Linked DNA regions of Homo sapiens: regions 1 and 3 are each linked to region 2. A link is a contact called in ENCODE Hi-C or POLR2A ChIA-PET data. All regions are on one chromosome and are shown on one strand. The core of a region is the stretch at or near the end of the contact, and the rest is flanking DNA. Distances in the headings are between cores, read along the strand shown. Region 1 holds the start of ZC3H6 (zinc finger CCCH-type containing 6). Region 2 holds the start of BUB1 (BUB1 mitotic checkpoint serine/threonine kinase). Region 3 holds the start of ANAPC1 (anaphase promoting complex subunit 1).

Region 1 (3,979 bases), core at 1-2,500, 1.6 Mb after region 2:
TCATTGCAATTGTTTTTGAATGCATTCCATTTATGTATTAGTAAAATGTATTATTAAGGAAAGACAAATTAAGTCAGATATTTGGATTAATCATTGAGTCTATCATTTTAGTAAAAAGCAAGGAACTTTCCTTCAGGACTAATATATTAAATAGGCCAAAACACTGACTTGTCATTTAAAAATTTTTTAAGGTCACTTCATAAGTATAAAAAACTCATGCATGGTCGGGCGCGGTGGCTCACGGCTGTAACCCCAGCACTTTGGGAGACCCAGGAGGGCGGATCACCTGAAGTCAGGAGTTCGAGACCAGCCTGGCCAAAATGGGGAAACCCCATCTCTACTAAAAATACAAAAATTAGCCAGGCGTGGTGGCGCGTGCCTGCAGTCCCAGCTACTCGGGAGGCTGAGGCAGGAAAATTGCTTGAACCCAGGAGGCAGAGGTTGCAGTGAGCCGAGAGCGCGACACTGCACTCCAGCCTGGGCGACAGAGGAGACTCCATCTCAGAAAAAAAAAAAAAAAAAAAAAAAAAAAAAAAAAAAAAAGGCATGCCTAATAGTATTTATAAAATACTCGCATACATTTTACATGTTAATATTATTACGAAATAAAGTAACGTTTATATAATTATTTCAATAGCTATTCCTATTTAAGTAATAATTGGGTAAATTTAACAGCAAATACAAGAAAAAACTGCATGGCAAGCTATTTTCCTTAAAACATGATTCTGAACACTAAACGTTACAAAAACAGATACTTGCTACAACTGTGAAGGAGAAACTGCATTTCCCTATTATTACAAGAACAAAGGTTTTCACAAAAAAATTTAAGGACTCTACAGCCGCCTTGTTCTTTGTTATCCCACCCCTGCCCGCCTCGGCTAACGGTTTTGGGGCCCGTTTGCTTGGTGCGTCTGGAACTCCTCGGGCGGCGGGCGTCTCGCAGGAAAAACCGCGGCCCGTACTGCGCCGGGAGCAGAAGCGCTGGTGGCCCTCGTAGGTCCCGTGGGCTGCCTCCCCCTCCTGCAGACACTCGAGGAGCCATCCGGCCGCGTCTCTCGCCGCCCGGCCCCGCCACTAGGCTGCCGCCTCCGCCGCTGCACAGAGAAGGGCGAAGACCCGCCCCTGCAGGTGATTGACGGGCACTCTCCTCCAATGGTCAACGCGCTCGGCCCCGGCGGGCTGGGCAAGGGCCGCGGCTCGCGGAGGAATCTCTCTTGCCCTTTAGTCCCGGGCAAGGTGTTGCGGCCGGCGCCATTTTCTCGAGCCGCCTGTTTCGGGTGCCGCCATGTTGGTGAGGAGAAATCACCGTTACGGCCACTGTCCAAATCCCCGCGTCGCTGCACGCCGCCCGCCCGCTCCCACGCCACAGCCACCGGCGGCGAATAGAGACTAGAGCGGCAGCGCCGGCAGCGCGGGGCCGTTGCCCAGTGTTTGCAGTTAGAGCCCCATCTCTCTGGCGTGGTTGTTAATAGACTGGAAAGTCTGTGTCTGTGTCGCTCACTAGTAACCGTGAGTTTTTACCACTTCGTCACCTGTCGGCGGCGGCCGGGAGCAGGTTCCCGCAGGCGGCGCGGGGGGTCTTCCCCGCGCCCCGCCGCCGCCGGCCTCGCAGACCTGCCCTCCAGCCCCGCCCCGTTCTTGACCAAACATGACAGACTCTGAACATGCAGGGCACGACAGGTCGGGAACCCTTCTTGTCTGTCTTTCTGTCGGATGAGAGGAGGGGTCTGGGGCGGCGGGAGCGGGCCGGGGCCGGGCGCCTCCTGCATGACCTAGACGTCTCTGTGTGGCTCCGTCAGTTCCATGACGCGCACTCTTATGTAAACTGCTGGATCGCGGCCGCGGGGGAGGTCGGCCCGGCCGCGCCCGCCTCCCCGAGCCGGGGTCGCTGCTCGCCAGCGCCGGCCCCGCCCCCGGCCGGGCACGTGCGAGCCCCCCGCCCCCCGGGCGGGCTCCGTGTGCGCCGGGCGGCTCTCAGCGTCCCGGCTCGGTGCTGAGGTCCTGCTTCTGCCCGTCCAGGTGTCGGTGCTCCCGGCCAGATAGGACCAGCCAGGAATTTTCAGGAATGGGTGTTTTGATATTTGACTGCTTCCCGAGAACCGAGAACACCTCTAAAAAAATAAACATTTGGTTTTCAGGGAAGTTTTAAGCAGCACCAAAAGGCCATCTGTTGTATACAGTCTTATCCCTTGGAATTTGAGATGGCAAGTTTCAAGTTTAATATGTTAACACAAAATACTTAGGCTTTGCAGAAACTTAGTTTAGCACAGTTTTACCCTAACGTAAAAACTCCATGGATTATTCCGGCTAGCCCAATTTTCTAGATGGTGTGTATCACTTGAATATTGAGATTCTGATTTTTTATTTTTTGCTCTGTGCCTTAAGAGGCACATTCTTGTTTCCATTCGAGTTTGGGGACATTTACAAAGTATACTGTAGCATACTTAAATTTTGGTTATAATTCAAATTTTCATTCGTATATATCTTTAATAATGCGAAAGGGGGGCTTTCATTCATTAAACTTACTGAAACAAAATCCATTGCATCTGATTCTTACTTAGAATATTAATTTGAAAATCTAGAACCTCACAATTACTCCTTTGTGAATAGAAGTAAGAAAAAATATACGTTTTACTATAGACTATATACATTGCTGAAGTTTTATCTGTAGTAATGTGATCGGCTTGGTAAAGCATCCTAAACACGTTTTTTAAAACCCAGAAGCAAAAATCACAAACACTGCTGAAATTTGAAATATCTAAATACCTAGCAATCTTGAGAGGGATAAAAATGGTATTTCAACAACTTCAGTATTGTAATAATAAAAGTAGATTCCCAGAGGGCACGTCAATCAAAGTGTAAAAATTTTTGGAAAGTAAAATGCACTTTTAAAAATGATAAGCTTGCACTTGGCACATTTTTAATGATTTTTTTAACGTTATCTTTTGTATTAAAAAGGAAATTCTTAGAATGGGTTGACTAATACCTTGCTCTTGAGGTATGGACAAACCAATGATGGGGTTTTGCTAATGGAGCCTAAAATCCTTTTTTTTTTTAATATGGAAGAATATCTGTTCCCCTCTCTTAGTGCACAAAGTAACTTCTATATATGGAGTTATGTATTGTACATCATGAAAAAACAATGCCATCAAATTCAAGTATCAAAATAATTTTGCTGGTAAGGAACTGTGATGACAGACCTTTTAAAGAATTTGAAATTTTAAAATACTGGTTTAGAGGTTAGAAAACTTTAAAGAATTATTTGTAAGATATGTTAATAGGTTGGTAGTAGGAGCTAAAGATTAAGATTAGTCTATTTTATTTAAAATTCGGACTAAAAGTATTTTCTAGTGATTTCTGAAACAAAAAGGTTAGCTCCACTTTAACTTAGCCAATTGTTAAGTGGCATCATTGTGCTGAGATGAAGGAGATGGTTTTTTTTTTTCATGCTTTTTTTGTCAACCCACATGAAAAACAAAACAACTACATCAAAAACAAAGTGAACTAGAAGTCAGGAGAAATTCTACAAGATCAGATCAATGGTTCTAAACCTTCCCTGGGGAACTTTTTTTCTTTAAAGTATTGGCGCTATTTCTGTTGGTCTGGACCTCAGCCTGGGTTTTAAGAGTTCTAAAAGCTCCCCAGGAAATTCTAATATGTGCCAAATTGAGAACCGCTATACTCGATCAGTGTTTCCCAATGATAGTTAATCATCAGAATCACTTTGGGGAATAAATTTTTGTTCTGCCCAGAGCAACTGAATCAGAATCTCTAGGGTATTTTTCATAGGCTCCCTGGGAAATTCTTAAGAAATTTGGGGAAAAAATGGACTAATCTGCGGGCTTCCAAAATACTGTATCTTTCCATATAATAGCTATTTTATGCTGTTATAAAAGTTTCTGTGAATTAAGTGGAGAAAAATATATGAAACTTGGTATATGGAGCTAGGCTTTGTCTCAAGGATTTTATTTTATTTATT
Region 2 (4,341 bases), core at 1,170-3,669:
TATGTATTTTTATTTTTATTTTTTTAGAGATGGAATCTTGCTCTGTTGCCCACGCTGGAGTGCAACAGTGCAATCATGGCTCGCTGTAACCTCGAACTCTTGTGTTCAAGAGATCCTCCTGCCTCAGCCTCCTGAGTAGCTGAGGCTACAGGCACATGCCACCATGTCTGGCTAATTTTTTATTTTTTGCCGAGATGAGGTATCACTATATTTCGCAGGCTGGTCTTGAACTCCTGGCCTCAAGTGACTCTCTCACCTTGGTCTCCCAAAGTGTTAGAATTACAGGCATGAGCCACCATGTCCTGCCTAAAAAGCAATATTTACTTCTAGCTATCACCTCGGTATATGAATGAAATCAATGTTTCTTATGACTCAAAATCCAGAAGCCACAAAAGAAAAGCTAAATAAAGACAACTATATATAAATAAAAACTTCTCCATGGCAAATAACCAAAACAAACAAAAAAACCACAAAATAGTCAAAAGAGAAATGATAAACTGGAAAAACAATGAGCTTTTAGAAGCTGAGAAAAAAACTATTAACCTATTTTTTTTTAATGAGCAAAGGGCATAATAAATTATTTCACAGAAAAAGATACATGGCTCACAAACATGAAAAATGTTCAGTCTCTCATAACAGAAATTCACTTCGCTGAGAAACAATTCTTCACTCATCAGATTGGCAAAACTAAAAAACATGTGAAAAGATTGTGTAGGTGCAGCAATAAGAAACAGGCTCTCTGTCGCATCTTGCTTGTAGGTGGGCATGTGCTCAATTCCTGCCAAGGGAATTATCTACCAAAACTGGACTGATTTGCTTTTGATCCAACAAACCGCTTCTGCAGATCTAGAAGACACATACACATGTGTATCCGCAAAATGTTATGTACAAGATTTTTCACCGTGCCACTATTTGAAACAGATTGTCAACAACCTGTGTTGACTGCTTAGATCAATTAGGGTACATGAAGTATTACACAGCTGTAAAAAAAGAATAAGAAAGAACTTTATGTATTGGTAGAGATCTCCAGGGATATTGTTAGGCAAAAGAGCAGCGTATATATATACTGTTATATTTTATGTGTGGTAAAGGCAAAAAATGTATACAAACGTGCAGACATTTAATATATTATAATAATGTAAATATTTATATTTCCAAAAAGAAACTAGAAAAACGGTTACATGTGACAGAGTGGGACAGTAGTCAGGTACAGGAGTTCTCGGTAAATACTGTTCTAAATCTTCTTTTAGTCATATAAACGCATTGCTTATTTTTAAAACTAAAAAAAATAATAATTCTGAAGTTTGAATGTCTCTCATGTCTTATAGCAGAGGGACAAATCCCTATTTCAGAACCTTTCTTCCAAAATATGTCTAGTAGGCTCGCCCAAGGTAAACATTTCATATTCTAACACCAACCACATTTCTCTAGTAAAATGACCTAAATGCACTGTAATAGTAAAACATCCAGTTCATTAAAGCACATTAATCTTTAGTAAGTCAAAACAGGACCAGGAATATCTGCTTTACCTTTAAAAAAGGGGCGGGGGACTTCTGAAAGAAAATAATTTGCTGGCTAGGTTGAAGGTTACAGAAAAAGTCTTAGAGCAAATGGATTTTTGTTTTGACTGCATTTAACAATCTCGGTCTTCTGATCGCAAAGAACTGATAAAACGGACCAGTTTTACTTCCTGAACCTATGACTTAATTGTTTTAAATGCCTTTAAGTAACAGTCTGGGTAAATCATCTAAGTCATAAAACAAAGGCGTGGGAACTTTAAGTAAAAAGTGAGTGATGTTAGCAGGTTGGCACACATCACTCAATAATGAGCAAAGCTATTTTTTTTCAATTTTTTTTTCTTAAAGTACCCTGTATTCAAAGACTTTTAAAAAATAGCAGTGAGATTATGGATAGGAGAGCAACTTTAAATTCGTTCCCTACTGTAGTCGAATTGTTAAATACGTGACTTTGAAAACGTATCACAAAATCTAAACACAAGGTTCAGGATTTTTGTTAGGTTGAACTGTCAGGAGGGGATTCCTTACAAAGAATAAACGAGAGCTCTGAGGGCCTAACGAATTATCCAGATTGCTCCAAACGGCCACCGCGGCGCAGATGGGCGGACAAGCGCCGGGCCTCAGCGGAACCCAAGGTGCCGGAGCCCTCCCCGGCTCTCAAGCAGCCCACGGCCTTGCTGGGTGGGACACATTCCAAACCCAGGAAGGGGGCGAAGGGGGCAAAAGAAGGCAGGTCTGGGGCGGGCCGGGCCCGAACCCCAGGCGCCCCAGCCCCCTGGGCTTCCCCACCCCACCAGACGGACACTTACTGAAGGACATTTTCCGGGGTGTCCATGGCCAGAGGACGCTGGCCGGCAGCGGCCAAACCTGAACCGCAAACTAGAAGCCGCCGCCGATTCGAATACCCCGCGCAGCCGCAGTCGGCTCGCCGAACGTTTCAGGGCGCCTGCCCATTGGTGGCGGCGGCAGAAGGTTGGCCAATCACCGGGGCCGTTGCTCGGAGGTCAAGTCCCACCTCCCTCCCTTGAGCCAGTAGCTCCTCCCACTTCCCGTGGTTTTCGGTTGAACCGAAACCTGGCCGTTGGCTGAGCGAGCGCGGGGTGTTTGGGATGCGGCACGGCGAGGGGGAGCAGGCTTGGCTCGGGCGTAGGGAATTGGTTTTTTTGTTTTAGCTATCCAGGTTGTGACTGGTTTACATAATTACACGATTAAGCCATCATTGTAGGAAAGGCTTTGCAGGAGAAAAATGTCTTAACTGGAGGTCTTTGAGACAGAAAAACCCTGCCTCAGCCCTTGGGTCCTGAGAGTCGCGTTTCTTCTCCCCTTCGCTTAAATATGTAAACCAGAATCATTATGTTTGGTTCATGGAACGGAGGAAAAAAATCCGTGTGCAGGGTCGAGACTGTCGTGGCGGAAGCCGCAGCACCCGGGAGGCAGGTGGGGAGAAAAAACGGGACCTGCTGCCGGGGACCCCTCCCGCTTTCTGGCAGTTTTCTATTCAGCGTCCTCGGCTGTGAGAAAACATCCCAGATGCTGAAACCAATAGTCTTAGCCCAGAATCTCAAACGCCGTGGCAAAGAGGGAGTGACGACGGCCTGTGGAAAAACCTGAGGAGTTTTGGGCTTAGCGCCTTCATGTAGAGGGGACGTGGAGGCGGGGAGGGCGTTCTAGGGTCGGCTGCGTAATTATACGAGGCACTGGAAAGTGATGGGTTAGTGTCCTTGGAGTAGACCCCTGGGTTTTATTGAACTGATCTGAAAGGCTGGGCCCTGAGCCACACAGGGGACCTGTCAAACAGCTTCAAGCGGAAGATGGGGCTCACGGGACTGGACTCTCTCTGCAGCCAGCTGTAATTAACACAAAAGCAGAAGAGTTTGGGTAGATTATAGAATGCCAGCTTTGAACATCTTTTGGGGGACAGGGCACTCTGGGAGACCAAGTTCTTAGACACCATAAAATCAAAAATAGACACCTCTTTGTAGAGGAGTCCAGATGTCTAAAGAGGAAATATGTAATAGGCTGATGTTTCTTTTGTTTTTTGTTTGTTTGTTTTTTGAAAAGTTAAAATACTAAGTTTATAAAGTGAAAAAGTTACAGTAAGCTAAGGTTGACTTATTGGAAAAAATGTGCTTATACTATGGAATGAGACCACCACTTCTCCTGTTGTCCCTCCCAGCTTCTTCTCCACCACCTCCCCTTTTCCCTAGTTTATAAGACAGGAGAAAAGTGAGACAGCAAAAAGTTAGAAAGAAACAGAAGTAAGATAAATAGCTAGACGACCTTGGCGCCACCACCCGGCCTTGGTGGTTAAAATAATAATAATAATGTTAACCCCTGACCAAAACTACTTGTGTTATCTGTAAGTTCCAGACATTGTATGAGAAAGCGCTGTAAAACTTTTTGTTCTGTTAGCCGATGCATGTAGCCCCCAGTCACGTTCCCCACGCTTGCTCCATCTATCACAACCGTTTCACATGGACCCCCCCCTTCAAGTTGTAAGCCCTTAAAAGGGCTAGGAATTTCTTTTTTGGGGAGCTCGGCTTTTAAGATGCGAGTCTGCCAACGCTCTCGGCCGAATAAACTTCTTCCTTCTTTAATCCAGTGTCAGGAGTTTTGTCTGCGGCTCGTCCTGCTACAATATGTATATCAAGGGTTTCTTGTTGGTGTCTGACACAGACACAGAACCACTGATGCCCAAGCCAGTGCTCTCTACACACAGAAGCCTCCAACCTCATCTTGAGAAACGGGGCCATGAGGCCACCCCAGACACCGAGGGCTCCATGGAGGCTGGGGGGTCCGTGGGACTGGGCACATCCCAGCGGGT
Region 3 (4,501 bases), core at 1,344-3,843, 1.2 Mb after region 2:
ACTGTTAAAGCCTTCATCACAAGGTTAGGTAGCAGCCAGGCTTTAGACAAAAGTACAGATAAGCATAATTAGATTGTCCTTCGATCCACTTTCCTGTACCTGTTTATATATACCATGTTCCTATAGACAGCATTTTTAATGTTAGGAGCCTAAGACTTTTGAGATGATGCAAGCTAGTCTTAAGACCCCATCAAGGAACCACATTAGCATGAGAATGTGGTTTATCTCTCTGTCCTATGACTTCATCCTTCATTCTCTGACCAATCAATACCTTAACCCACTACCCTCTCTTTAAAACCTCTGGACCGGGTGCGGTGGCTCACGCCTATAATCCCAGCACTGTGGGAGGCCAAAGCAGGCGGATCACTAGGTCAGGAGATCGAGACCATCCTGGCTAACATGGTGAAACTCCATCTCTACTAAAAATACAAAAAATTAGCTGGACTTGGTGGCGGGCACCTGTAGTCCCAGCTACTCGGGAGGCTGAGGCAGGAGAATGGCGTGAACCCAGGAGGCGGAGGTTGCAGTGAGCCGAGATCATGCCATTGTACTCCAGCCTGGGCAACAGAGCAAGACTCTGTCTCAAAAAAAAAACCAAAAGCAAAAAAAAAACCTCTAGACCTTAACTCTTTGGGGAGGCTGACTTGAAGTTTCCTCAGTCTCCTAGTTCGGTGGCCCTGCAAGTAAAACACTTTATCTGCTGCAATCCCCGTTGTTTCCGTGTATTGACTTGCTGCTCATAGGGCAAGAATCCTATATGGTTACACAAACAGCCAAAGCCTATGTAGTTCCTTTGCAGCTCCTCCAAAGCCACAAAGTTATTTTGCTGTGAATTAAATGTTATTCTTGGCCAGGCACGATGGCTCACGCCTGCAATCCCAGCACTTTGGGAGGCTGAGGCGCGAGGATCACCTGAGGTCAGGAGTTTGACACAAGCCTGGCCAACATGGTCAAACCCTGTCTCTACTAAAAATACAAAAAAAAAAAAATTACTCAGGCATGGTGTGGGCGCCTGTAATCCCAGCTACTTGGGAGGCTAAGGCAAGAGAATCGCTTCAACCTGGGAGGCAGAGGTTGCAGTGAGCCGAGATCGCGCCATTGTACTCCAGCCTGGGGGACAAGAGCAAAACTCCGTCTCAAAAAAAAAAAAAAGAAAAGTTATTCTGGATATAATTATGTCACAAAACATGACACAAGTTTTGTTCTTCCTCCTGCTAGAAATAAATGAGTACTGGGACACTTGAACTTGGAACACAAGTAAAAAGTGCCTTATAAAACTTACAAGGGGCAGGGCGTGGTGGCTCACGCCTGTAATCCCAGCACTTTGGGTGGCCGAGACGGGTGGATCACGAGGTCAGGAGTTCAAGATCAGCCTGGCCAAGATGGTGAAACCCCATCTCTACTAAAAATACAAAAATTAGCCAGACAGTGATGGCGGGCGCCTGTAATCCCAGCTACTTGGGAGGCTGAAGCAGAGAATTGCTTGAACACGGGAGCCAGAGGTTACAGTGAGCTGAGATGGCGCCACTGCACTCCAGCCTAGGAGACAGAACAAGACTCCTTCTCAAAAAAAAAAAAAAAAAGAAAACCCCACAAAAAAAAAAACCTTAAAAGAAAACAAAATTCAGCTGGTCTTCCTATATTTTATTCAACAGAATAACCAACATCAACGAACTTTTGACTTTATGAAACTTTAGTTCTGCAATTTTATAATGTTATTTTCTTATAACTTTGAGAGAAAATTACAGAATTGTTAAAGAATTATCATTTTGTACCGATTAATGCCACATATTTAATACTTTTTCAGTACCCCAAACTTTTAGAAATGTTTTTACTTGTTAGGTGCAACATAAACAGCTACACGTAAAAATACTATTAAATTTATATGCTATAAATAACAGTATCAGCAATGATTCCTACAAACACTACCCTGCCAAAAAAAAAAAAAAGAGACCCAAATGCACACTAACGGGAGCTTAAGTCTCCACAAGAGCTTCCCCAGCCTTTCTAGAGGACGGTGAAAACAGGCTGAGAGCCCGAGGCTCAGAAAAACAGCTCAGAGGGGCTGGAGGCCAGTCTGAAAGCTGAGGCTGCACATGGGATGCTACGCACAGCTCAGGAAAGAGGTTGGCAAGCAGGAGCCGGAAGGAGCACCCCAGCCCGCAGGCCAGGAGCGCCCGCAGGCCCCCTCAGCCCCGGAGCACGCTCAAGGCCCTCCCTCGGGTTCCCAGTACCCCGGGTTTCCAGACCTACGGCCACCAGGGGAGGCTCGGCCTCGGGACGGGTGCGAGAGTCACGCGGCGCGCGACAGACCACCAAGTGCTGCGGTACGGCGCCCGCACCTGTATAACTCGGGACGCGTCAGGCGCGGCGAGCCCCGGCTGCTCCCCGGAGGCGCAGGGGCCGAGGAGGCCCGAGGGCAGCGGCGGGGTCCTTCACAGTGACTCTTGGGCCGCAGCAGCTTCTCATTCCCTCTCCCTCCCCTATTCTGGAGGAAGAACGGGCAACAGCAGCGGGCTCGAGTGCTAATGGCAGGAAGGCGTGCGAGACGTTCAAATGGACGCGTCCATCTTGACTTTCCCGTCTTGCCTCGCGCCGGGGCGGGGCATCGCGGGAGGTGCGCGGCGTCCTAGCAGTCCTGGCGCCTGCGCTGTTGAGGGAAGACCGCGGCGGGTTACAACTTGGGGGCTATTTCCACCTTCCGTGCGACTGATGCGAACCCCGAAGCCGGACTCTGTCTGCTACAGTCCTGGCGTCCAAGTTCTCTTTAGCTCATGTCACTAGGGACCTGAACTGCCTTATAGATCTCAGGGTTTTTTCTTCTGGTTTCGCTTCCGCCTCCTGACCCCACGTGGAGGTAGGCACCTCAGGCTGAGGGTGGGGAGCAGGGGTTGCTGATTTTCTCTACGTGCAGTGAATGCTCTATGCCTTTTTCGGTCCATACTCTTCGAAGAGTGGATGAACTGTGTGAAGGTCCTCACAGAAACGTTGCTTGCAATTCCCAGATTCAGAGACACTTCTTAAGGCGATTCAAAGACCCAAGTTAAGAACCCCAGCGGCCACTCGCGCCTGTAATCCCAGCACTTTGGGAGGCGAGGCGACAGGATTGCTGGAGCCCAAGAGTTTGAAACCAGCCTGGGCAATATAGCGAGACCCTGTCTCCACAAAAGAAAAATTTTTTTAATTAGCCTGGAGGCGTGGTGCGCACCTGTAGTCCCAGCTGCTTGGGAGTCTGGAGGATCACTTGAGCAGGGAGTTTGAGGCCACAGTGAGCTATGATCGCGCCACTGCACTCCATCCAGCCTGGGCAACAGAGCAAGACCTTGTCTCAAAAAAAAAAAAAAAAAAAGAATGGGTTATAGGAGAAAGGTTAGAAACAAAGATTCATGAAACAGTTAAATACAAATATACCTAATTGATATTTTAAACTTTTGTTTGTGTGTGTGTGTGTGTGTGTGTGTGTGTGTGTGTGTGTTTTTCTTGAGACAGAGTCTCGCTCTTTCGCCCAGGCTGGAGTGCCGTGGCACAATCTCGGCTCACTGCAACCTCCGCCTCCCGAGTTCAAGCAATTCTCCTGCATCAGCCTTCCAAGAAGGTGGGATTACAGGCGCCCGCCACCACGTCCAGCTAACTTTTGTATTTTTAGTAGAGACAGGGTTTCACCACGATGGCCAGGCTGGTCTCGAACTCCTGACCTCGTGATCCTCCCGCCTCGGCCTCCCAAAGTGCTAGGATTACAGGCGTGAGCCACTGCGCCCGGCCAATATTTTAAACTTTTTTAAAAAAAAAAAGTTTAGCAACCCCATCAAAAAGTGGGCGAAGGACGTGAACAGACACTTCTCAAAAGAAGACATTTATGCAGCCAAAAAACACATGAAAAAATGCTCACCATCACTGGCCATCAGAGAAATGCAAATCAAAACCACAGTGAGATACCATCTCACACCAGTTAGAATGGTAATCATTAAAAAGTCAGGAAACAACAGGTGCTGGAGAGGATGTGGAGAAATAGGAACACTTTTACACTGTTGGTGGGACTGTAAACTAGTTCAACCCTTGTGGAAGTCGGTGTGGCAATTCCTCAGGGATCTAGAAATACCATTTGACCCAGCCATCCCATTACTGGGTATATACCCAAAGGACTATAAATCATGCTGCTATAAAGACACATGCACACATATGTTTATTGCGGCACTATTCACAATAGCAAAGACTTGGAACCAACCCAAATGTCCAACAATGATAGACTGGATTAAGAAAATGTGGCACATATACACCATGGAATACTATGCAGCCATAAAAAATGATGAGTTCATGTCCTTTGTAGGGACATGGATGAAATTGGAAATCATCATTCTCAGTAAACTATCGCAAGAACAAAAAACCAAACACCGCATATTCTCACTCATAGGTGGGAATTGAACAATGAGAACACATGGACCCAGGAAGGGGAACATCACACTCTGGGGACTGTTGTGGGGTGGGGGGAGGGGGGAGGGAT

Evidence for each region. A loop is a pair of places that touch in the nucleus more often than their neighbours do. ChIA-PET counts read pairs that join two places held with the same protein, here RNA polymerase II (POLR2A). Pooled maps may share reads with other maps.
Region 1: a map of B cell shows a loop between it and region 2 (21-fold over the local background). The contact joins the promoter of ZC3H6 here to the promoter of BUB1 in region 2. A Hi-C loop is called at or near these places in 1 of 168 maps with a recorded cell type or tissue (B cell), 1 of 37 single-sample maps with no recorded cell type and 9 of 50 pooled maps.
Region 3: a loop to region 2 is called in a map of B cell, with 6 times the contacts of the local background. The contact joins the promoter of ANAPC1 here to the promoter of BUB1 in region 2. A Hi-C loop is called at or near these places in 2 of 168 maps with a recorded cell type or tissue (B cell and naive thymus-derived CD4-positive, alpha-beta T cell), 6 of 37 single-sample maps with no recorded cell type and 11 of 50 pooled maps. POLR2A ChIA-PET finds 5 or more read pairs at or near these places in 1 of 52 experiments (PC-9).

Annotation. Positions count from the first base shown.
Region 1 is chr2:112,274,347-112,278,325 of GRCh38, forward strand. It overlaps ZC3H6 (zinc finger CCCH-type containing 6), which reads left to right and starts at 1,251. Exons shown (of 12, transcript NM_198581.3): 1 at 1,251-1,680. The coding sequence starts at 1,649. RefSeq lists enhancers at 953-1,525, 1,141-1,350 and a silencer at 1,541-2,020.
Region 2 is chr2:110,675,644-110,679,984 of GRCh38, forward strand. It overlaps BUB1 (BUB1 mitotic checkpoint serine/threonine kinase), which reads right to left and starts at 2,420. Exons shown (of 25, transcript NM_004336.5): 1 at 2,327-2,420. The coding sequence starts at 2,352. It overlaps LOC105373554 (a long non-coding RNA gene), which reads left to right and starts at 2,569. Exons shown (of 2, transcript XR_923189.4): 1 at 2,569-2,954. RefSeq lists enhancers at 1,676-2,596, 2,597-3,517, 3,030-3,089, 3,350-3,439 and a silencer at 2,120-2,519.
Region 3 is chr2:111,881,600-111,886,100 of GRCh38, forward strand. ANAPC1 (anaphase promoting complex subunit 1) reads right to left here and starts at 2,594. Exons shown (of 48, transcript NM_022662.4): 1 at 2,343-2,594. RefSeq lists enhancers at 1,831-2,624, 2,968-3,117.